Regions from separate parts of the Mus musculus genome. Here regions 2 and 3 are each linked to region 1. Evidence: chromatin loops called from intact Hi-C (ENCODE). Cell type or tissue: gastrocnemius. All regions are shown on one strand.

The links. Hi-C counts contacts between places; a loop is a spot of excess contacts. Peaks named below come from ENCODE experiments on the same cell type or tissue, not always from the same donor. Only the 100,000 strongest peaks of a DNase experiment are listed, where the experiment ranks them.
Region 2: a loop joins it to region 1, with 9 times the contacts of the local background. A loop is called at or near these places in 35 of 42 quality-filtered maps.
Region 3: a loop joins it to region 1, with 6 times the contacts of the local background. A loop is called at or near these places in 10 of 42 quality-filtered maps.

What each region holds. Positions count from the first base shown.
Region 1 is chr12:76,012,651-76,020,650 of GRCm38, reverse strand. It overlaps Syne2 (spectrin repeat containing, nuclear envelope 2), which reads right to left. Exons shown (of 116, transcript NM_001005510.2): 66 at 4,939-5,169; 67 at 133-315. Among named protein-coding and RNA genes, the nearest start is that of Mir5101, 110 kb to the right of the region's middle. In gastrocnemius, a CTCF peak has its summit at 3,808 (motif pointing left); DNase peaks (open chromatin) are centred at 1,829, 3,814, 4,276, 4,960 and 1 more place; H3K4me3 peaks cover 1,025 bases; H3K27ac peaks cover 1,506 bases.
Region 2 is chr12:76,173,221-76,181,220 of GRCm38, reverse strand. It overlaps Esr2 (estrogen receptor 2 (beta)), which reads left to right and starts at 3,962. Exons shown (of 10, transcript NM_207707.1): 1 at 3,962-4,274. In gastrocnemius, a CTCF peak has its summit at 3,190 (motif pointing right); DNase peaks (open chromatin) are centred at 3,207, 3,820 and 4,116; H3K4me3 peaks cover 1,371 bases.
Region 3 is chr12:76,125,957-76,133,956 of GRCm38, reverse strand. Esr2 (estrogen receptor 2 (beta)) reads left to right here. Exons shown (of 10, transcript NM_207707.1): 8 at 14-147. Among named protein-coding and RNA genes, the nearest start is that of Esr2, 47 kb to the left of the region's middle. In gastrocnemius, a CTCF peak has its summit at 3,455 (motif pointing right); DNase peaks (open chromatin) are centred at 3,451, 4,957 and 5,426; H3K27ac peaks cover 666 bases.

The sequences.
Region 1 (8,000 bases):
CAACCCTGGAAGCCCGTGTGTCCTCTCCTTTCACGACTCTTTAACGAGGATAGCGTATCTGCCTTTGCTTTGTCACATCCACCCAGAGTACTGCTGCCAGGCTCTGGGATGTCCACACATCCTCGGGCCTACCTGGTCCTCACTGAACTTCTCCTGAAGCACCATCTGGACCTTTTCCAAGTTGCACTTCACAGTCTTGAGTTTCCAGGAAAGGGCCTCGGCCTCCTGCTGAGTGGTCCCACAGTCTCCCAGGCCCTGGTCTTTGCACGTCTCTAGCAGAGAGGCGACCTTGTACTCAATCTCTGTCAGCATAGCCTAGGAGCGAACATCACTGAATTAGCCACAGTGGATTGGAGGAGGGTAGAGTAGGGATGGAACCAGGGCCATGTGCATACATCGCATGCTACCTACTTCTAAGCTATACCCCTACCCCATGGAGTCAGTCTCCAACATAAGTGGGATTTATTTTCTCTACTTGAGAATATGAAAGTTCCAGAAATAGGTTGAAAAACACAAACTTTGACATGATTCTGTGTTGAAAATCATGGGTAGCTGTGCAGTGGTGGCGCACGCCTTTAATCCCAGCACTCGGGAGGCAGAGGCAGGCAGATTTCTGAATTCGAGGCCAGCCTGGTCTACAGAGTGAGTTCCAGGACAGCCAGGGCTACACAGAGAAACCCTGTCTCAAAAAACAAAAACAAAAAATCCGGGGTGGAACTAAATCAACCCAGAGTGCAGATGTTACAGTAAGTAAACCTATAATGTCTTCAGAAAATATGGTAGTGTACGCCCAGTGGTTCCTGCTTGTACTGGCTGGTTTTGTGTGTCAACTTGGCACAAGCTAGAGTCATCAGAGAGGAAGGAACCTCCGTTGAGGAATGCCTCCTTACACTACAGCTGGAAGGCATTTTCTCAACTGGTGATCAATTGGGCTGTGCCCAGGCACTGGTGGGTGGTGCCATCCCTGGGCTGATGGTCCTAGGTTCTATAAGAAAGCAGGCTGAGCAAGCCATGAAGAGCAAGCCAGCAAGCAGCACCCATTCATGGCTGCTGCATCAGCTCCTGCCTCCAGGTTCCAGTCCTGCTTGAGTTACTACCCTGACTTCCTTCAGTGATGGACAGCAACGTGGAAGTGTGAGCTGAATAAACCCTTCAGTCTCCAACTTGCTTTTTGGTCATGGTGCTTTGATGCAGCAGTAATGACCCTAATGAAGACACTGCTGGTTAACAATACATGCTGCTTAGTCTATGTGGGTCCGGATTCCATTCTTATCACATACTAGCCATGTTTGCTTAAGAACTCTAGGTGTGTGCCTCAAGCAATCGTTAACATAGAGATAGAATTTACCATCTAGAGTCATTGTGAGGAATCAATCAATTAACTGCCTTAACACATGTGCTTTGTGTTTAATGACTTAAAATCCTGTAGAGTAATTAAACACAAGGTTAAGTGGAAAACCTGAATATTTCCCCCACCTTCCTAATCTTTCTGCTGTAGCACAAGTGTCAAAGGAAAAAAAAATCCCACACACTTACTGACAGTTCCTCCTTGCTCATTTCTTGCTTTCTCAAGCAAATCCAAAAGATCAGAAGAACATGGCAGTAATTTAGAACTTCAAATGCTTAGTGACTGATACCACCCGCCGTTCCACATGACTCTAAACATAAATCAGCTGCAGAAAGTGCATTTCCCAGTGAGTCAGGCTCTTTGTGTCTCTCCTTAACGTGTTCCTGCACTCTCTCGACTCTCAGGAGTTCATCAGTCATACCAACTGGCTGGGCACAGGGTCAGCAGCCATACATACCCACACCCCAGCCAAGGCCATTGGCACAGAAATCAGCGTGGGAATAAAGCCAAGTTCCGTTAAGGAACACTCCACCTCCAAACAGATTTTCCAATAACGTGTCTTGTAAAAACGTTACTGCATCCTGGCAGGTTCTTCAGAGCCTCAGCAGCACACACTTCCACAACTCCTAGCTTCTGGAGTGGGCTCTTCCCAAAGGCAGTCACAACTTTTTGCTAGCTTGCTTACCCACTCAGCGGTTTTATACAAATATTTTCTACGTCTACAAACCGATGCTTCCCATGGACCGTTTCAATAGCTGAAAACGGACATTCTGTGACTCGCTTAGCCTCCTGCTTGTTACTGTTTTGCTTAAGCCATTTCCAGGTCTTCTGTCTGCTAATCAACACTGTCAGAGTTAAAGGTTTCTTTTAAATTTTATTATTTATTTTTTAAATGGGTGTGGATGTTTTGTCCGCATGTGTGTTTGTGTATTATGTGTGTGTAGTGCCTTCAAAGGCCTGAAGAGGGAATCAGATCCCTTGGGACTGCAGTGACAGATGACTGTGAGCCACCATGTGGGTGCTGCTAATCCAACCCAGGTCCTCTGGAAGAGTAGCCAGTGCTCGTAACTGCTGAACCACATCTCCAGCCCCATAGATTACTTTCTCAGGATCAATCTTTTTTCTCTCTCTGTGTGTGTGTGTGTGTGTGTGTGTGTGTGTGTGTGTGTGTGTAATCTCACTGGGTAGTCTTGGCTGGCCTAGAACTTACTTTGTAGACCAGGTTAGCCTTGAACTCAGAGATCCACCTGTGTCTGTCTGGGATCAATGGCATGAGTTAACGGGGCTAACAAATATTTTCTTTCTTTAAAAAGTTTTCCTATTTTTTTTTTTTTTTTTAGTTCCTTACTTTCTTTTTCTTTTTTAAGTTTATTTTTCTGAGTCAGCACTTAGAAGGTAGATGCAGGCTAATCTCTGTGACTTCTAGGTTTGTCTTCTCTACAAAACAAGTTCCAGGTCAGCCTGGGCTATATGATGAGACTCTAGTTTTTTGTTTGTTTTGTTTTCAAAGGCATTATTAGGTCAGAGAAAAAGAACATTTTATATTCTTCCTAGTGAGTGACCTTCCAAAATGTTGATTCAATCAGACAAAACTACCAGACATGAATCATTTTTTTCTAATTTTGTCAGGATGTTATAAATTTTATGATTGTAAAACCACCATCACCACCACCACTACCACCAACAAAATTACTGTTCTAATTCACATACTTTGTGTGTTTTGAGACAGGGTCTCATGTAGCCCAGGCTGGTCACAAATTCACTATGTAGCCAAGGATGGCCATGAACTCCTAATCTTCCTGCCTCTGCTCCCAATTGCTGAGGTCAAAGGTGTATGCCACACCTGGCTCATGGTGTGACTTGGTTCAGGACTGACCTCAGGGCTCAGCAGGCCCTCTACCAATCCCAGCATTCATTTATACGTTTCTAAATTTAATTATCTCTTCAAGCATTAAATTATCGAATATATTGTTTCCTTAACTGATCTATTTGTCTTCTGGCCACTTTCCATGATAACCTTATCATTATTTTTTTTCCAGACCGTTGAGGGCCCTTTATGTTTCAATATGAAACCATAGGTGTCAATATTGTCATATAAATGAGAGAAAAGTGATCTTGCTGACCGGTACTTCATTTTCCTATAGTGAGTTTAAAGCCCATCATTGCCAAACCCAAATATCTATATATTCAGTTTAAATATAGTTTAAGTATTTAAACAGAGTTCAAATGAGTTAAACAGAGTTCATATTTCCAGCTATTTATAGCCTGAAAATTGCACCCTCACTCTGTCTGCCACAGGTAAGACTAGTCAATAAAATGCCTCACCTCACTCCATCCAGGTTCTCCATTGTGTTAGGCCGTTATCTAGATGCCTAAGCCTCTAGGAAGAACTTCTGTTTTCTTAGACTCCTATTCCTGCCAAGTCTGCCCACAGCAAGCTTGCTGGGTGATACTGCCCCCTGGTGGGCACATCTTGTCTTTGCATAGTCCAGCACTCTTTAAAATGGATGCAAAGCAGCAAGAGGATGGGGATGGTGGTGGTAACCAAGCCATTGGCATGCGCGCTACCTGTTGGTAGCAGCAAATCAGTATCAGATAGCCTTAAGGAGCTGGAGTTCAAACTTGAGGATACTTGAGGCACAACTTAGTATAGCCCTGCCTGGTCTGTTACTGGGCTTAACTCTACCCCTAGGAAGGCCAACCAGAATAGACAAACTATTAGAACTATCAAGCTTGCCCTACCCTGTCGCCTCCCTCTGCAGGTGGTTCTGGGTAGACAAAAAGGAGATGTATCCACCTCCAGTGGAACTGGCTACCCCAACCACAAGACAGGTTCCTTCAGGGAGAGCTTCTGGTGGCAGGGCCAGTGCTTCTGAGACACACTGAGACAGGAGGGTGTCTTCATCCCTGGTAGGAGGCCAAGGCTGGTCTGCGGGGCACAGCTTGGGGAGAGGCCACCTTAAGCAGCCAGCAAACCTCTGCTGTTATGACAGCAATCACACCGCTGAGGTGTCGTCATCCCAGCCCCTCCCTGGAGAGACACACAAGTCCCCGCCTTTGGGCTGAGCCACCGAGCTTTTCTCAGAGTGACTTCAGACAAGGAAGCCGAGTTCAGGGCGCCCCTGCTAACAGGGCACGCAGTGTTTAGCTGGTCTTCGAGAGCTTGGACGTTTAGTCTCACTCCGATGAACTCATTATTTATCCACAATAACCTTGTGGTTATGGATCGCAGGAACAGATACTGGGTTCAGTTTAATGCCAGTCTTGTGAGTTCATCTCATTTAGACCCAACAAAAAATTTTCTATGAGCTAACCTGTGCTACCAGAGGAGGAAAATCAGGTTGAGAAGGGAATTAATTGGTCAATGTTCACAGTTCATGTGACCCCGGGCTGGTTTCCGTTCTGGGCTGTTATTCACTCCTGTCCCCTCAGAGTGGCTGATCACACAAAGAATTTCAAAGACTCATCGGGAACACGGCGAGTGGCTTTAGAGCCATGGGAGGAGCAGCCTGTTGCTTTAAGAGCACGTTGCCCCACCTTGGCAGGAGTTGGTGACTAGGTAAACCCTCACTCCTGCCTGCCTATCTTACCTGGCACCCCGCCAGCTCCTCTTCCACCACCTGTTGCATGTCCGCGTCTACAGTTTCTGGCTCAAAGGCCACGTTGGCTTGTTGCAGCCACAGCTCCAGCTTGGCCACTTGGGTCTTGCAGACACGGAGGATGTCTGCAGGCCGAGGCCTACTTCTCTCCACGGTGGACTCAAAAGCTCCTTGTTCTCTAGGAAAGTCCAGGAGTGCAGCTTCAATGGGGGGTGTGGCACCCTAAAATGAAGCCAAAGATAGTCCAGCAGTGAGAAGGCAGGAATCCAAGGCTTTTCCACCCGGGGCTTGGAAAGACCCGAGAACCTGCCTCCCCCTCTCCCCCTCCTCCCCGGTGAAAAGAAACAAAGTAAGGACAGAAGGAGGAAGAAAAGAAAAAAGAAAAATGCACCTCCACGCTCATAGCAACGGCCACGTGACCCGGTGGCATGGGTTTCCAGGCAGCCGACCTGCATGTACACAGGTACAGTGTTCCCGGGCCCAGAGGCGGAGAGTGGCGATCCCCGGGAGACAGGTGAGGGAGAGAGAGCGTATGAGGGTGTGTATCCCAAACACTTCAGGGAGCTGGCCAGTGCTTAAAGTGGCATGACACATGATGATTAAGCAAGGCATTACACGGCTGTGCACCCAACAACCAAAACTAAAACCGAGTCAGAAAAATGGCCTCTTCATGCTGGCAGGGCTTAACAATATGCTGGAATCTGCCGCCCGATTGTAACATCTTCCCAAGTAGCAAGATTGCACTTTAGTTTCTCTTTACCCATCTAAATTCTCTGTTAAAAACAGGTTGGGGCAAGTAATGAACTTCCTGGAGCAATAAAGAATGTTTTCTCCATTCCCCGAGAGGGGGGAAAAATCCCTAAACTGGCTTTTGCTTTTTCAGAAGTGGAGTTAAGAACCGACTGCTTTGGTGTGAAGTTTGAATTAAGTGTGACATATTTTCAATGTATTGAGGCAACTAGATATCTTACCAATACAAAAGCAAACTTTCTCCCAGAGAGAAGATGCAACTGAACTATTCCACACTTACGGATTTATTTGTTTCAACATGGAGGTAGGGATTGGTTTTAACGTGATAGTCTTGCCTGACACTATAGGACCCGCCCTCTCCCAGGATATGCAGAGAGGACACTGTCTCTTCTGGAAAATCCCTTCAGACATAGGGCTTAGCATTCTGATCTGTACAAATACTGGTCTCCATGTGCGAATTAGAATTAAAATGAATTCCAACATTTCCCACTTTAAGATTGTGCGCAAACTTGTTAACAAAGCACGGTTGAGACAAACAACACGCTTCTAACAGGAGTTGCTTACAAACATACATCCTACCTCAAAAAATATAACCTCCGAGGGGTTAGATTCTTCCTGACTACCTACTACTTTACATGTCTGCTCTTTTCCAGTAAAAGGCTATTTCTTAGGCTTGGGTATCCTCAATGGGAGGATATTTGCCTGGTTGGGTAAGAGGCCCTGAGTTTGATCCTAGCATCCCCAAGCCCCAAAAGCAATAATGACAACCCAACAAACAAAACCAACAAACTGTCTGCCCTCATCCACCCAATTTTATAGTTTTCTTCAAGGCTGGCATTCTCTGCTCCCCCAGTGTTTTCCCTGAGCCTCACACACCGCTCCGCCCACCCTGGCTCCACAGGTCTCAGTGGTCACTGTTAAGGTAAACAGTCATTGGGACTACTGTCAGGCATTGATTTCTAGCCTGACTAGTTATATAAATAAGTGATTAGCTATTTCCAAGTTTTGGATATGACTATACCTTAGTAGCAAAGATTGTGTGGCCTTTTTTTCTGTTATCTGACATCATCAGTTATAATAGTAAGTGGTTAATCTGTAATAACTAATTTATCACCTGTCTTAATTTATTCTAGATTTTTATTTGACTACCTCTGGCAGGTCATGTACATATAGTTTTAAGTGCCAGTACTTAGCCATTCTGCTTTCTTACTACCACACTTCAGGAGGAAATGAGCAAGCTGGGTGACTAATCCGCCCTTTATTTAAACCTGAAAAGAATCCAAAGGGGGTGGGGGTGGAGGAAAAAACAATTATGTGCAACCTTAGAAGAGCTCAAAGTGGCCTCAGGATGCCCAGGATTCTCGGGGTGTACAGCTCGCTCCCCACCCTACTTTTTTTTTTTGGCAGTTCCGCACTCCAGAGACAGGAGTCAGTTCTAGCTTCCCATGCCACCAAAGTGCATTAGGCCTGGACATAGGCTATTAGCACAGGGGCTCCGGCTCTGTGATCTTTAAATCAGGAGTTCCCAGTAACTTCCTAAACAACAACCCTGCTTATATAGACCCTGCTTGCCCTAAATCCTGAGGGCAGAAATCATTTCAGTCCATGTTTTACAAACTGCAGATTTTGTGTGTGTGGGTGTGGGTGGGTGGTGGTGGTTTAAAAAGTGTTACCACGAGCCAGGTGTGGTGGCACACCCCTTTAATCCCAGCACTCGGGAGGCAGAGGCAGGCGGATTTCTGAGTTTGAGGCCAGCCTGGTCTATAAAGTGAGTTCCAGGACAGCCAGGGCTACACAGAGAAACCCTGTCTCGAAAAACCAAAAAAAAAAAAAAAAAAAAAAAGGGGTGTTACCACAAGTGTTTGCTGCTACATAAAAATCTGTCTGGTCTCTCATAAGGAAACTAAAGATTCTATCTTTTATTGATATTACTTATCCTTGATGACTGCTGTGCCATGCTTGGCGTAATACAAGACCAGTTCCTCACCACAACCTCTCTAGCCCCCATGTACAGATGTGCAAACTCAGGCGTAGCTTTGAGAGCCTGTTCAAACTGCTGAAGCCAATGCTGGTAAGTAGAACCCTAACTCGGTCCCTTATTTTACTAAGGTTTGCCATCTATAAATCCATATTTTCCCAGCCTCACAAACTCTCTGGCATCCATGTTAGACATCTGCTTTCGCGTGTCACTGATCTAAAAGAAAACCCCGGCTTCTTGAACTATAGTTGTTGTGACCCTCGATGAAGTCCCAGAGCTGAACGTCCACGTTAAGAAAAACCCTCCAACAGTAAAAGGTTTCTAA
Region 2 (8,000 bases), 160 kb before region 1:
TGCCTTTCCCTTCTGATCTCTGGGACTAAAGGCATAAACCACATCTACACCTGGCTTTTGTAGATGTGGTTTAAACAGACACAGGACAGGACTTTGGGCTAGGTCCTAGGTTCAAATCCTTCTCAGCTACTCATAAGCTGTGTGATCTTAGGAAGGTCACTTACTCTTCATGGATATCCATTTTCCCATTCATAAAATTGGGATAATTAATGATAGACTTTGCTCTGTAGGCAGATATGACAGGGGGATTGCACATTTGAATTTGGAAGCAACTTGGGCTACATAGTGAGTTCAAGGCTAGCCTGTGCTACATAACAAGACTCTTCCAAAAAAATTTAAAAATAAAATATAAAAGGAAGGAAGGAAAAGAAAGAATGTATTTTATATAGCCATTATGTATAAAATAAAAAGGTGACACATATACACGTGTTGGTTAGTTTTTTTGCCAACTTGACACAAGCTACAGTCACCCGAGAAGAACTAACTTCAATTGAGAAAATGCCTCCATAAGACTGCCTTGTAGGCAAGCCTGTGGGCTATTTTCTTGGTTAAAGATTGATGGGGACGGACCCCGCCCATTGTAGAGCAGGTAGTTCTGGATTGCAAACGACAGCAGTTGGGCCAAGCTGGGAGGTGCAAGTCTGTAAGCAGTGCCCCTGCATTGTCTCCCATCAGCTCCTGCCTCCAGGTTCCTGCTTGGACTCCCTTCATTATGGACTACAGCCGTGAGCTGTAATGAATCTTTTCCTTCCCAAGTTGCTTTTGACCATGGGGTTTATCACGGCAATGAAAATCTAGTGAACACACACACACACAGGCACACACACAGGCACACACACACACACAGGCACACACACACAGGCACACACACACACACAGGCACACACACACACAGGCACACACACACACAGGCACACACACACAGGCACACACACACACAGGCACACACACACAGGCACACACACACAGGCACACACACACAGAGGCACACACACACAGGCACACACACACAGGCACACACACACAGGCACACACACACACAGGCACACACACACACAGGCACACACACACAGGCACACACACACACAGGCACACACACACAGGCACACACACACAGGCACACACACACAGGCACACACACACAGAGGCACACACACACAGGCACACACACACAGGCACACACACACAGGCACACACACACAGAGGCACACACACACAGGCACACACACACAGGCACACACACACAGAGGCACACACACACAGGCACACACACACAGGCACACACACACACAGGCACACACACACACACACACACACACACACACACACGCATACACAATGCATAGTTCAGTGTCCATAAGTGGCCACTGTGTATAAGAACCACTGTGGCTACTGGTTTCTTTTTTTATCTTGTAGCTTCCCGTAGTGAATGTAAGCTCTGTGAGCCTCTGTTCTCATCTGGAAGGCGGAGCCAGTCTTACTTGCCCCTTGGAACCGGTATGAGGATTACAGAGGAAGCTGTGCAGTCTGGCTTGGTACACATACTTCATAGATGTCAGCTTTCTCTCCCTCACACCACCTTTACCTGCCTCTTGGCTCTGGGTTGAGATCCTTTCATGGATGTTCCACTGTAGATGATTTTTTAAAATTAAAAATGTATTAGTGTATGTGTATATAATGTGTGTGTGAATGTGGGTGTGTGTATGCCATGCGCTTTGGGTGGCAATCAGGGTAACTTTTGGTAACTTTCTGGAGTTGGGTCCCTCCTTCTCTCCTTCCATCTTTTAATTTTAGTTATTTAGTTTTATGTATGTGGGTGTTTAGCCGGCATGTGTGTAAGTATGTGTACCATATATGTGCCTAGTGACTGGAGGTCAGAAGAGAGTATTGGCTCCCCTGGGACTGGAGTTACAGGTAATTGTGAGTCGCCATGTGGGTGCTGGAACTGAGCCCAGCTCTTACATAAATCCTTCCACCTCCTTGGGTTCTGTGAACTAAACGCTGGTCTGTCAGACTAGCTCGGCAAGTTCATTTATTGGTTGAGCTATCCTGGCCTCCCTCCAGATGAATCTTGTTAACAAAGTATCATTAAATGAACTGATTTGTTTAAGATCGCTACTGCAACTTTTCTACCAAGGCAGGAAAGGAGGAAGGACTGAGTGACACAGGACACACAGACACACAGGAAAGGACACAGGGACGTGCAGACTGGGAAGTATTAATCTCATCCTTGCCTATCCTCACCAGGATGGACTCAGTAGCTACCCACTCTCCCATCCACTCTACCTTTCCTAAAAGGACAGGGACATTCTATCTCACAAATGGAGAGAACCCAGGACTTTTAGCTTAAATGAAACCTGTACATGGGATGAATGGGGGCAGCGAGCTTTGTTTTTGTTTTTTTCGAGATAGGGTTTCTCTGTGTAGCCCCGGCTGTCCTGGAACTCACTTTGTAGACCAGGCTGGCCTCGAACTCAGAAATCCGCCTGCCTCTGCCTCCCAAGTGCTGGGATTAAAGGTGTGAGCCACCACCGCCCGGCAGCAGCGAAACTTTTGGTATAGCCTTTGCTCATAGTCTATAAAGACCGTGCTTCTCCACATATGTAGTCTGCGGTGCCTACCTGTGGCACTCATAAACCCGGGCCTCAGAAAGGTCCCCGAAGGCGTTTTGGTTACACCCAAAATGTTGAGGCTGACATTGTATAAGTTTCCCTCCAAATCCCCCCCGCCCCCCCCCCCCCCCCCGGTTTTCTTCTATTAGAGTACCGTCCACCAAGAATCACATTCTGGGTCTGAAGGGACATCTCAGCTGTTAAGATAGCTTGCTGCTCTTGTACAGAAGCCTAATTCTGTTCCCAGCACCCATACGCAGGAGGGAATCCCGCACCTATAGTCTCCGTAGACATCTGCACGCCTGTGTACATACCCATGTGTGCATAATTTAAAAGATAAAAAGTAGATCTTTAAAATCCTTCACAAACATCCCCGTGATGTGTGCGGATGGCTTGACGATTAATTAGGTACACCAGTGACACCAGGTTGGCCTACAGGTCATTTGTTTTCCTTTTAACTTTTGCCACCAAAGGCTGCCTTAAAGCCAGTTGTTTCCTCAAAGACTATAAGGTATGGTTTCAGCCTTTGTGTAGAAGGGTCACTTCCAGGCTAAGCGATTGAGCTGGGAGGATCAGATCTACCATCAGGGGGCGCCAGAGACCCTCTCCGCCCCTGTAAAAGCGCAGGCAGATTTTCTCCAGGTGAATTCCAGGAGGCTCGCGGGATCTTGGACCTAACCCATTGCCTTTTTTTCTTTTTCTTTTTCTTTTTCTTTTTCTTTTTCTTTTTCTTTTTCTTTTTCTTTTTCTTTTTCTTTTCTTTTTTTTTTTTAACGAAACAAAACAAAACAAAACAAAAAACAACTCGTTTTCTCTCCCGGCTTCCATCGCCAGCCGCTGATAGATGAGCGTTCAAACCTTCACCTCCAGCCCCATTGCCTTGCCTTTCTGGAGCACAAGCTAACACTCCCTGCAAAGGAATCTGCCTTCATTACTTCGTTATTACTGCTAATTTCGGTGCTATTACCCGAAACCGGGGCCTGGCCCATGCTTCTCAAGGAGAGTTGTCAAACTTAAGCATTTAATGACACGCACGTAGGTCAAAGTATGGAAACAGGATTAAGTGTGGTCCCTGGACGCACGCGGTTAAGTCCAGAATCCCTGGGGATCTGGTCAGAAATTCCCATTCCCGGGCCCCCATCTCGATCCTTCATCGTCAGTCTATTGGAAGCGGGGTGTCCCTAGAGGATGACTGTGAAGTGGCTGGAGGTCCACATCCAGTGGATCTGGTTGCACGGCGCGGGAGTGCCTGAGATCTCTGGCTCCCGGTTTGTGGTCACGTGGGCTTCTCAGCTACCCTCCCACACTCTTTCCAGGTCTTTAAAAGAAAGACGCACTAACGTTCGTTCGTTAGTCGTGGGCAGTCTTTGCAGCTTCTCCAGCTGCTGGCCCTTTTGAAAGGCACTCTCGGGTCCCTGCCTTCTCCCAGGCTTCTAGCATCAACCACCTCTTGAAACTTCCTGGGAGTAGAGGAGGTGGGGAGCTGGCCTGGAGGGAGCGGCTTGTGCGGCCACTGGCATCCCTTGGCATCCGGGTCTGCAGTAGAGTCTGGCAGCCGCCGCAGGCTGAGCGACAACCAGTGGCTGCGAGTCCCGCTCAGGGACCGAGGAAAGTACGTGTCTGCATTTAGAGAATGCAAAAGAGAGAATGTCCACCCGCTAGGTAAGTGTCCCTTTGCTCATAGTGAGGCTTAATTGACTTTGTGGGAAGCCGGCAGAGTATAGAACAAAAAAAAAAGGGGGGGGGAGGGTTGGGGCACGGGCATGTATGCAACTGTTCTGAACACTACCGGAAACAGAAATTTTTACTGACTTTTGGTTTAGTTATATAAATATAATTTCATTTTAAAGGAAGAAAATTCCTGTGGTTTTCCTAGCAGTGGATACGATGATGACGCTTCTTGCTTGAGTGTGGTGGACCAGGGAAGATATGCCTATCTTAGGCAGGTGATCATGGCTTGTCGACTGGCAATCCTTAGTCGTGTCAGAAATAGAGTTTAACTTCTTTCCTGGATAGTCTGAGAAAGATTAAATCTGATTTCTCTTATATGCTGAAGAGGAATCTAACTGTTGCTTCTTCCTGATTACCTGTGGTGACAGTTTCATAGTGGAAAGAGTGAATATTGGTATGTGTGTGTGTGTGTGTCTGTGTGTGTGTGTATAAAACAAAACTATGAATTTGAGCGCTATTCAGAAAGCAAGCGTGACAATTTAACTTAGGATTTAGAAGGCAGGTTTGTGTTTGGCACATAGTACCCTCGAGGAAAGATGTTTATGTCTTGTTCTATTTCAAGTGTTTTTGTAAGCATCACTTGAAATTTCATTGTTACTATAATGATCCGGCTCATGGTGGATATTTCCTCTCTCCGTGTAAATGTTATTTAAAGAGTGAAAGGAAAGATTAGAAAGAGGATATATAGTGACAACAAGAAGAGTGTAATCAGTAGCTTCATTTTCTTACCAGAGCAAGTCTGATTGTAAGGGTTCTCAACCAGTGGGTCGCGACCCCTTTGAGACACCCCCCCCTCCCCTCGATCTCCAAAAACATTTACATTATGATTCATAACAACAGCAAAATTACAGTTATAAAGTAGCAATGAAAACAATTTTATGGTTGGAGGTTAGCATAACACAAGGGTCTGTATTAAAGAAATTGCCCCACTAGGAAGGCTGAGACCATTTCTCTACAGCATTCTATATGAAGTAAAAGATGAGGTTTTATCAGTCAGGGTTAAAGCAGAAACTTTAGGATTTCATTTTATGTTCAATAGATGTCTAGATGAATCTGAAATTCTTATTTCAAGAGCAGTTTTAAAGACAACACTTTAAGTCTTGCCTAAGATATATAAATGCTTGAAATCAACAAAAAGCATGCAGAAGACAATTCCAAGGTGGGTCTGAGGAACCCAAATGGATCTAGTCAGATTGAACGTTTCTCAGGATTTATTTTTAATATAAAAATGTGAAATTTAGTACTAAATTCAATATATCAAATATATAAATTAGCATTTAATAGACCTCATGTCCCTTTTAAAGACTAAAACACTGTAATTCTTATTAAATGTGTATCCAATAGGCAATGATATTTCATGTTAAAATTTTAGTTGATGTTTTGAGTCACTTTATGGAATGACTATAAAGTGATTATATAAAATTCCGAGGAATACACTCATTTGCAGGAAAGTTGTTTCTACTATATATGCAACGCCCTTGAAAACAGAACATTTGGCTATTAGACTTCATAATTTGGTGTTTAGTACATTGTTATAGAAATTTGAAAAAGTTCTACTTATTGCAACATTGTTTTTCCGACAGTTGCATTGAAGCTTTTAGAAGAAATACCACTCGAAGATTCGTGATAGAGAAGAGTTAGCTTTTTCTCCTTTTGGAAGACACATACTCAGTTTTAAAGAGTTGCGTGTAAGTCAGTTATTAGTGGCCAGTTTTATGGTTGCTTTAGAGTAAGTTTCCTTTGTTCCTATCATGAAACTGACTGAGGGACTTAGTATTTTCCTTCGGAAGAGATCCATGTAAAGAAAATAACTGCTAACCAGCAGCACACAGAAAGAGCACTTGGTGCCTAAGAGGTCTCTGTAAGGGTCCAGGGATGTAGGTCGGTTGGTAGATAGTCTGCCTAGCATGCACAAAGCCCTGGCCTCTATCCACAGCATCACATGAATCAAGTGTGGCGCTTCTTGCCTGTAATCCTAGAACTCAAAATACGGAAGCAGGAAGGTCAGGAGTTTAGGAACAACCGTGGCTATATAGCAAATTTTTATGCTAGCCTAGACTGCATGAGAGCTTGTCTTAGAAAAGAAAGGAGCAAGGATAGAAATGTATTTATACATATTTTCCTTGGCTATGAAATTCTCTCTGGCGTCTGTGGGTGTGAGTTTTTACTTCTGTTGGGGAACACAGGTGTGGGGTGTGCGAATGGGATGCTTCGCCGAGGGGGTAGGGGCAGCTGGAAGAACAATGGAGGTTGCCTGTCAAAGCTGTTTGCATCCGTGGGCCCAAGATATGGGCCTCACAGGAGGTGGCATCTCCTTTGCACACACGGAGCAGACAGGGTCCTAACGACCCAGCTAGTTAGACTGCTTGACACGATGGATTTCCATCAAACGCAAGTTTAAAAAAAAAAAGTAATATTCAGAAGCAAAGGCCTTCACAATCAGAAAGCATTTTATTTTAAATTGTCCATCTTGAGAGCTGTGCCCGGTGGCATGTCAGTGGGCGGGCTTCAACCTCGTCACAGTATAATAAGTAAAACCTTCCACAGTAAACCTCATGGAAGGTTCTCATACACTTCCCCAGTGCACTGGGGAAATGTACATTCCTTAATACTTTCTCATTTCTACGGAAGACGACAGGGAAGGTTGAGGAGTTGATATGACTTGTCTAAGACCCGTCACTGTGCAGCCCAGGATCCAATGCTGTGCTCTGTGCACCGGGCCGGAATACACATGATTATAGGCTGGATGGTAACTCTAGATACAGAGGTCTGTCTACTCATTTCCGAATGTCATGTTATTTCCGGGGCCAATCTTTTTCTTCTCATAAAGCCACTGTCAATATTTAGGACATCTTAAAACATTACTTATTTTTCAGCCTAAGATCCAAAATGTATTTTTCCTGGCCAGTACCTCAGCCCACCATGCATAACCCTGTGTGTACAAAAACTTTTCAGAGATTGTGACTTAGGAAGAAAAAAATCTTTCATGGGTGATCATGTTACCAGTCATCCATGATGCATCTGACAGTTGGCTGTGACATGAATCTGGATGTGTCAGAAGATACTCAGCCAGAGGGCAACCCTTGTTCTAATAACCATCCACCCAGCAGTGGTTCTCCACAACACTGAGTGCACTGGGACTTGGTAGAAAACCTAGAGCAGTTGATCAGTGATATGCTAGCACTGAGAGCTCTTGTTTCTAGGCAGTGTCACTGTGGCAGCTGACTGGTGACTTGAGTGATCTCGGCACTTGCTTTTGTGTGCTGTGTACCTGACAGGGCCATCTGAACCGCCAATCTGAGGGGTGTGTTTCGGCTGCCGGTGATGAGGATGATGGAACCAGTTCTCTGCTGCTTTTAAACTTTGTGTTCATATCTTTCCATGTGACTGTTCACTACTTTGTTTTGTGTGTGTGTGTGAGTATACACTTGCACACATATGTGTATGTGCATGTATGTGCAAGCCAGAGGATAACCTCAGGTGCTGCTCTTCTTCAGGTACAGTCCATCTTGAAAAAAATCTAATTTATTAGTATTTAAATATTCTATTTATGTATGTATATGGATGTGTGTATGTGCAGGTATGTGCATATGCATGTGGAGGCCAGAGGAAGGTGTCAGATCCTCTGGAGCTGGAGTTATAGGCAGTGGTGAGCCA
Region 3 (8,000 bases), 110 kb before region 1:
TGAACTCTTGCAGGGATGAGGGGAAGTGCGTGGAAGGGATTCTGGAAATCTTTGACATGCTCCTGGCGACGACGGCACGGTTCCGTGAGTTAAAACTGCAGCACAAAGAATATCTGTGTGTGAAGGCCATGATTCTCCTCAACTCCAGTGAGTAGCCACGAGGCCGCCTCTGTCTCATTCCAAAAGCAGAGGATGGCCTCCCTTCCGACCTCTCCATTCTGCATGGGTTCAGACGGTAGTTAACTTGTGCTAACTTGAGTGTAAATTATTCCCTGGATGCGCTCCTGGCAGTGATTTCCGGCCATTTGCTGAGAAAGAAAAGACTGACCTGGAGGTGGTGGAGTTGGTCTTTAAATGTAGCACTTGGGAGGCAGAGGCAATCAGATTTCTGTGAGTTCCAGAGCCTGGTCTACATAGTGAGTTCCAGGACAACCAGGGTTACAACAGAGAAAAGAGAAACGGTCTCACTCATGAGTGGACAGAGAGGCCGTGGGTGGGATGGGCCGGGGGGATTTTAAAAACAAGCAAACTTTTAAGTATTCACCGTCTAGGCTTTCTTCATTTTTTTAAAAAAAGATTTATGTATTTATTATATGTAAGTACACTGTAGCTGTCTTCAGACACTCCAGAAGAGGGCGTCAGATCTCATTACGGATGGTTGTGCGCCACCATGTGGTTGCTGGGATTTGAACTCAGGACGAGCAGTCCGGTGCTCCTACCCACTGAGCCATCTCACCAGCCCTGGCTTTCTTCATTTTACATGATTAGCAGGCATCACCTGTATTTAATGCTTTAGCTTCTACTTTCATACATCTATTCATTTGTTCAGTAACAACACTTAGGTCACGGTCACATAGCTTACTGCATCAGGGGAGACAGAAAGCAAGGTGTGAAAAACCATGCTGCTGGCGCCGTTCTGAGATGCACAGATCTACAGAATGGAGGGGCGGAGATGCAGGAGAGACAACAGGAGGGAAAAACAGAGAACTGAAGACTTCAGTGGCTGCTTGGGGACCTGGGTGATCACAGAAAGGTGGTCACAGGCAACTTCGGGGGCGTGTCTGAGTGTAGTAGTGTACTGTGAAGGCCACACCCACTTCCATGGGAAGGAAGAGGGATGACAAAAATAGGGAGGAGACTGAGGCGAGGGTGTCCCTAAGATAAAATGAGCCCAAACAGACTTGGTGTGGCAGGAACAAGAGGAGGGGCTTGGCTTCAGAGATGAGTGTTAAGGACAGCGACTGAGCTAAGTGGATGTTTTGGCTTTCCTGGCTTTCCTAATATAAACAATATCTGGTGACTGGACACAACACTTAGAAGAAAACCATACAAGGAAGATAAGAACAACCAACAAGAATACCCCTCTTCAAGGTGGCCACCATGACCTTGTTGTGACTGTGCTCCGCGCCCCGCTCCCCGCCCCTGACTCCTTCTCTCTCTCCCTCCCCTTCTCTCCAGTATCCACTGATTATTGATTTTAATACCAAAATCAATGGATGCCATCATCTTCTTCTGTAAAATGGAGTTGTATCCACCTATACCTCACGTGTAGCTTCTCATATACTTGACGTCACCCCCGGGGTTCCTTTTTTTTTTTTTTTTTTTTAAATTTTTCGAGACAGGGTTTCTCTGTGTTCCTCTGGCTGTCCTGGAACTCACTCTGTAGACCAGGCTGGCCTCGAACTCAGAAATTCACCTGTCTCTGCCTCCCAAGTGCTGGGATTAAAGGCATGCGCCACCATGCCTGGCAATACACCCCCACCCCCGGGTTCCTTATAATTGCTAACTCAATATGCTTGCTATGTAGATGGTTGTTATATTGTGTTTAGAGAACAGCAACAGATGTGCAAATGTGGGGCTTTTTAAAGCATCAAGATTTTTTGAAACCAGTGTTCAAACCCAGAGCTTCACCCGTGCGTGGTAAGTGAGCTGACACTCTTAGCTATCCTCTTGGCCCCAATTTGGCATAATAACAGAAAATTACTATGGAAAGTGTAAAATGTGGGCCCTGGCTTATGTTGGCACATTTGACAGATTTTTAAGTTACTCTGTCTGTGGCTGTAAGAGTTCCCGAATGCTTGCATTTAGATTCTGTCATCTTCCCGGAAGGGAACAGCCATAGAGTAGCTCTGGGGAGAATATAGGGTGCTGTCAGACACTGGTGGGCTCTGGAGTGGAAAGGGAGTTAGGCTGTGAAGTGGAAGGGTGGGGAGCACTGAAGACGGAATCTCAAGGACCAGAGACCCTTAAGACAACCTTTGGGTGCTTCCTCGTTGGGTTACCTCCTGATCTTACCTGCCTAACATGGCATCCCCCTGACCTAGTACCCCCACCCCCACCCCCTGCTCTATTGCTATTCACCTTTTACAAAACAGTGAGAGAGCGTGATGTCTATCAAGATTAAGGTCATGCAGGAACTTTCTTATCTTGTTTTCTTTTGGCTTTTCAAGACAGGGTTTCTCTGCATAGCCCTGGCTATCCATCCTGGAACTCGCTCTGTACACCAGGCTGGCCTCGAACTCAGAGATACCCTCTGCCTTTGATACCCCCCTGGCCTCTACCTCCCCGAGTTCTGAGATTAAAGGTTTGCACCAGCCAGGCATTTCTAACCTGCCTGTTGATGATGCCCACCCCCACCCCCCGCCATGTGTGCTCCCATCTGCATCTCTCTTTATTAAATAAAGGAAATTTGCTTGCAAAGTATATTCCCAGCTCATTCGTGAAGGCCGCCAAATGTCAGACTTGTTCTTCCAGGACGAACTTAGAACCCTTTCAGAACCAAGCACTCCCGGAAGGCGATTTGTTTGTCGTTGAAACACCATTCTGTTGGGAAGCCTTGTAATATCCTGGACTTTGGATAGAGGACTGAGAAAGCTGTTGCCATAGTAATGGGGTGAGGTTAGCCCAGGACTCCAGGCTACCAAATGAAACACAGAAGCAAGCCCAGATTATCTACACCTGTGTAGATGGGCAAGACAGAAGCTCTGCCCTTCCTCCTACAACATCAAATAAAGCTGCCATTGCAGAAGGCAGGAAAGGCCTTGGGATGAAATTGCCAGTTGGGGCAAAAAAATCATTCAAATCTAAGGTAAATCTGAATTTTTGAAAGTTTTTACAGAAGCTTCATTGCTTACTTGGCAGTCATAGTGAGTTTATTCTATTCAACATTGTTGTGGGAAATTGGGCTTTGGTTTCTTATGGAAGAATGCTCCTGTTGGAAGAAGTGGCTACTATGGTAGCTCTGAAGGGTTTGCAAGAACACCCCCGCTTTTTTTTTTCTGGATTATTTGAAGCAATTAATTTGAAAACAAAACAAAAACCAAAGTAAGGACTAACTTAGTGGACATTAGCTTGTCTCCTGGACTAAAACGAAATCTGAACAGCCAGGGCAGGTAGGATGTGCATGGGGACTGCTTGAGAGGAAAGGGCTGCACGCAGCACCTCTGGTCTGCAGGTGGCGCTCTTTAAGGCTCTGCCTGAGCGCTAAACTGGAAATGATCTCTGAAGTTCACACATGCTGAGAAATGCCTTACATTCTCACCATTCTGTTGTAAAGCCTTGTGATAACCTGGACATTGGATAAAAGGACTGAGAAAGCTGTTGCCATAGCAACAGGGTAAGGTTAGCCCAGGATTCCAGGCCATCAAATAAAAAGTAGAAGCAAGACTAGATTACCAAAACATCAAAGGTAAATTTCATAATACTCAAAATAACTAATTGAAAATTATTGTGTGAAGAAGAAAATATGGTCTCCAGTAGGAGAAAAGCCACTCTATTGGAACGATGACAAAACAGAATGGATGAAAGAGAATGAAGACAGTCATTGAAACACTTGCTGCGTTTCATACAGAAAGTGTGAACTGGCAGGGCAGGACTAGAAACTATGAATCGACCCCAGACTTCAAGATGTGCAAACTGTCCCAGAAGGTGAGTTAGTAGGTGCTCAGACAGCACTTTTGAAACGACCAGAGACTGAGTGAGGCAACTTCACCCACTCAGAAATCACACAGAAGAAAATTCGTGAAGAAACATAGGTGAAAACGTTTAGGCTTACTGAAAACTGCAAACACAGTTTCCAGGAAGCTCAATGAGACCCCTGCACAAGAAGAATGTGGAAAGCCACAGCAAGGATGGGTCATCATCAAGTTGCTTAAAGCCAGCAGGAAAGAGAAAAGCCATTTTTCTTTCTTTTACTTGCTAGGTACTTCAAGCTGTCCTCAAGCTTGTGATTCCCCTGCCTCAGCTTCTCTTCTACTATCTGTGTAGGATGTGTGTAGGAAAAGCTGGAATGCTCAGCCTCTTGAAATGCAGAGACAAGAAACTGTACACTTAACAATCTGTTAGGGGCTGGAGAGATGGCTCAGAGGTTAAGAGCACTGACTGCTCTTCCAGAGGTCTTGAGTTCAATTCCCAGCAACCACATGGTGGCTCACAACCATCTGTCATGGGATCCCATGCCCTCTTCTGGTGTGTCTGAAGAGAGTGACAGTGTAATCATATATAAAATAAATAAATCTTTAAAAAGAAAAAAGAAAAAGAACCCAATCTGTTAAAATATTAGTATTTCATAAATTAAAAGCTGTGGTGGCACATACCTTTGACCCCATCACTCATGAAGCAGAGGCAGGCAGATCTCTGAGTTCAAGGCCAGCCTGGTCTACTAGGTGAGTTCAGGGCTACACAAAGAAACCCTGTCTCAAAAAGCAAACAAACACCACCCCCCCCCCAAAAAAAAAGAAAAAGAAACACGTGAGCACTGGAGCTAACAGCTGTGTCAAATAAGGTGACAACCTTGTCACTTAGGAATCTGAACTTAGAACTAGGGTCTAACTCTAGGAGACAGAGTGGAATAAGCCGGTAGATAATTACCATTGGTCTTTTTACACAGTTTAAAGTAGGGACAGGGAGCTTGCCGGCGCTTGCCAGCGCTTGGGAGACAACCGCCAGAAGGTTGGGCGGGAGTTCAAGGTTCCCGTTGGCTCCAGAGCAAGTTAGTGGCCAGGCTGGATTACACAGCTGTTGTCGCAAACAAACAACCACAAATAAATACATTAGCAACAAATCTCTCTATTGAAACAATTTTAAGGTTCTGAAAGAACAAAACGTTTTATTCACTGAAACAATTATAAGATTAAACCCGGGGCCCGCTCTATTTTTGCTTTAGAGCAGCACACACATTTCCCTTTACTCTTCAAAGCCAGAAAAAAAAATTATATGATAATATTATAGGATTTTTAAATACAACACTCCAGACTTTCTGAGTTACTTCCCCAGCTGAGCCAAGCTTGGACCTTCCTTGTCTTTGAACATGTAGGATACCATGAGTCTCGGCAGTCTTGCTTCAGAATGCCAGGTGGGCTAGAGAGAGGAACACATAACTGTTTCCTGGAAAGAGCAGGGGCCAGTTGTGTCCTTGAGTTACTTATTCTGTGATATGTATGGGCTTTGTGCCAAGGGCCCCCTCCCCCCTCTTCCCTCTTTACTAGATCTCGTCAGTTTTGTGAAAAGTAACTTAGGTTTGTTTTTACAATGAGTCACAGGGTTTCAATTTTTAGGGGGTGGTGGAGGTTTGGGCTTTTGTTTTTGTTTTTGTTTTTTCTTCCTGTGTATCTTACTGATAGGGCTTCGATCTTGTCCTTTGCCCCTGTTGAAGGCCTGCCATTTAGCAATTAGTGTGTACCCACGTGCTATGTCAGTGAGCAAGTGTATGGATGTCCAAAGTATGGATGTGGTATTCCTGACTAGGGAGGGAGGTACAGGAAAGCAGGTATCCTGGGATAATTTTAAACTAGTTTTTGACATTTCATGTATATACTCCTCCTTATAAAAACTTGACCTGGCAGGTGCCCGTTTAAACGTGGTGCCTCCTTTTCCCAAGCTAACCAATCACAATGGCTCCAGGCTCTGTCTGGGACTGTGCTGCCTCCAAGCTTATAGAAGGCCCAGGATCTACCCTTCTACCCTTGGTGATGATGCTGGCTCACAGAGAAGTGACAACTGATTAACAACCATGATTTTTGAAGGGAGTTATACAATAGCAATGGGCATTTTTGCTACTGTAATTTTGATTCTGAAGACTATTTTAATAACAACTCTGATAACAAGAGGATACCACAATCCACCCATTTAAAGTATGTAATTCAAACTCTGTGTGGCGGTGTGCATCGGTAATCCTAGTACTCAGGAGAACTATGAGTTTGAGGCCAGGCTGAGGTGTAGAGGAAGTTCTAGGCCAGCCTGGGCTACGTGGCAAGACCTTGTGCTAAAACAAAAGTATGCAATTCAGTTATTGTTAGTCTGTTCACTCTGTATTATTACCACAATCAATTTTAGAACATCTTAACTCCCCACCCCACCCCGACTCCCCAGGAAATCCAGTATTCCTCAGCTGTCAGCTCCCACTCCCTACGGCATCAGTGTCTTTTCTTATTGATGCTGCCAGGTTGGTACCCTACAAGAAGCGTCTAAGGGAGGAAAATGATGGGAAAGAGTGGCCTTGAGGCCAGCTTCCTGCCATAGCCGTGGGAAGCTCCTGGCTTACACATCCATGGACCAGGAAGCAGACAGGAGATTCTGATGCTCAGCTGGTGGGACTCCAGTTCACCAATCGGGGCTAGGTTCCTTGCTTAATCCTCTCTGGGGAAGCCCTGCCCAGAGGTGTGCCTCATCCAGGCCCTAGATTCCTTCATCCTGTTAAGTTGATAATTACAATTAACCACTGTGCTCACCCTTCCCTCACCCCATGGTAACTGCCAATCTGTTGTCTCTATGGTTATATCTGTTCTAGAGAGGAATTCAAATAGTAGACTGAAAAAGAGGATCTAAGTTAGGGCTGTAGCTCAATTCTTGATGGTGTGTGTCTATAATCTTAGCATCAAGGAGTAGCAGCAAGGTCAGAAGGTCAAGGCCATCTTCAGCTATGTAGGAATTTGAAGCCAACCTCATGGGCCATACCCTGTGTTGAAAAAGTGTGGTCTTTTGTGACTAACTTATCTCATTAGCATAATATATCTCTCTTTGTATCCTTAGCTATCTTAAAACTTACGCTCACTAGGCTAGCTTTAAACTCACAGAGATCCACCTGTCTCCTCCTCCCCTGGTGTACACCATCATGCCCAGCTAGAAAGTCTCTACATTTTTAAATGAATGCTTTCCTCCGTATGTATTTACACAATGGACACAAAGATTTTGGTTATAATCATTCGAGAGTCTAAGAATATACAAAAAATGTGAACCTGTGAGAATCCGGTCTAGTTCTTTCTGTACATAAACATGCCCTCTGTGTTAGGCGATGTTGGAGGTGATAGGGATTTGGTGACAAATGGCAGGTCTGTGTCCTTGAGTGTTGTGTTGGTCTTGATTAGGGTGGACGGGTGGCTGCGGGGGTGTGGAAGGAGAGGGAAGAGAAAAAACCTCAAGCCAGATGTAGGCTGGGACTCAGGAGAAACTTTCAGAAGGAAGTTCATGACCAGGCTGAGATCTAAGGGAGGAATGGGTATAAATAGGAAAGTAGGATGGAGAAGAAGGAAGACTTCTTATGCAGAATATAGAGATTGTTCAGTGTGTCAGCTGTGCGGGGAGTTAGTGGCATTCCAGAGTGGGACTGGGAACTGAGCAAGGACAGCCCTGGGAGGTGGGGGGTGGGGTAGCTCAGCTGGTGGAGTGCCTGCCTACTGCACACCAAACCCTGGGTTCAGTCCCCAGCACTGCATAAACTGGGTGCGCTGGCTCAAGTCCACATCACAGCACTAGAAAGACGGAGGCCATCCTTGTTCACATCAGAAGGTCACAGTTTTCTGGGCTATGTGACACTATTTAAGTGGGAGTGGGCTCGGTGAAGATGGCTGGGCAAGAAAAGGTTCCTACATCACTAAGCCTGACAGCCTGATTTTGATCACTGGGACTCATAGAGAAAAGAGAGACTGCTGCAAATTGTCCTTTGATATCCACATATATGTTATGTACCAGCCCCAACACATTAAAAAAAGAGAGAGATTAAA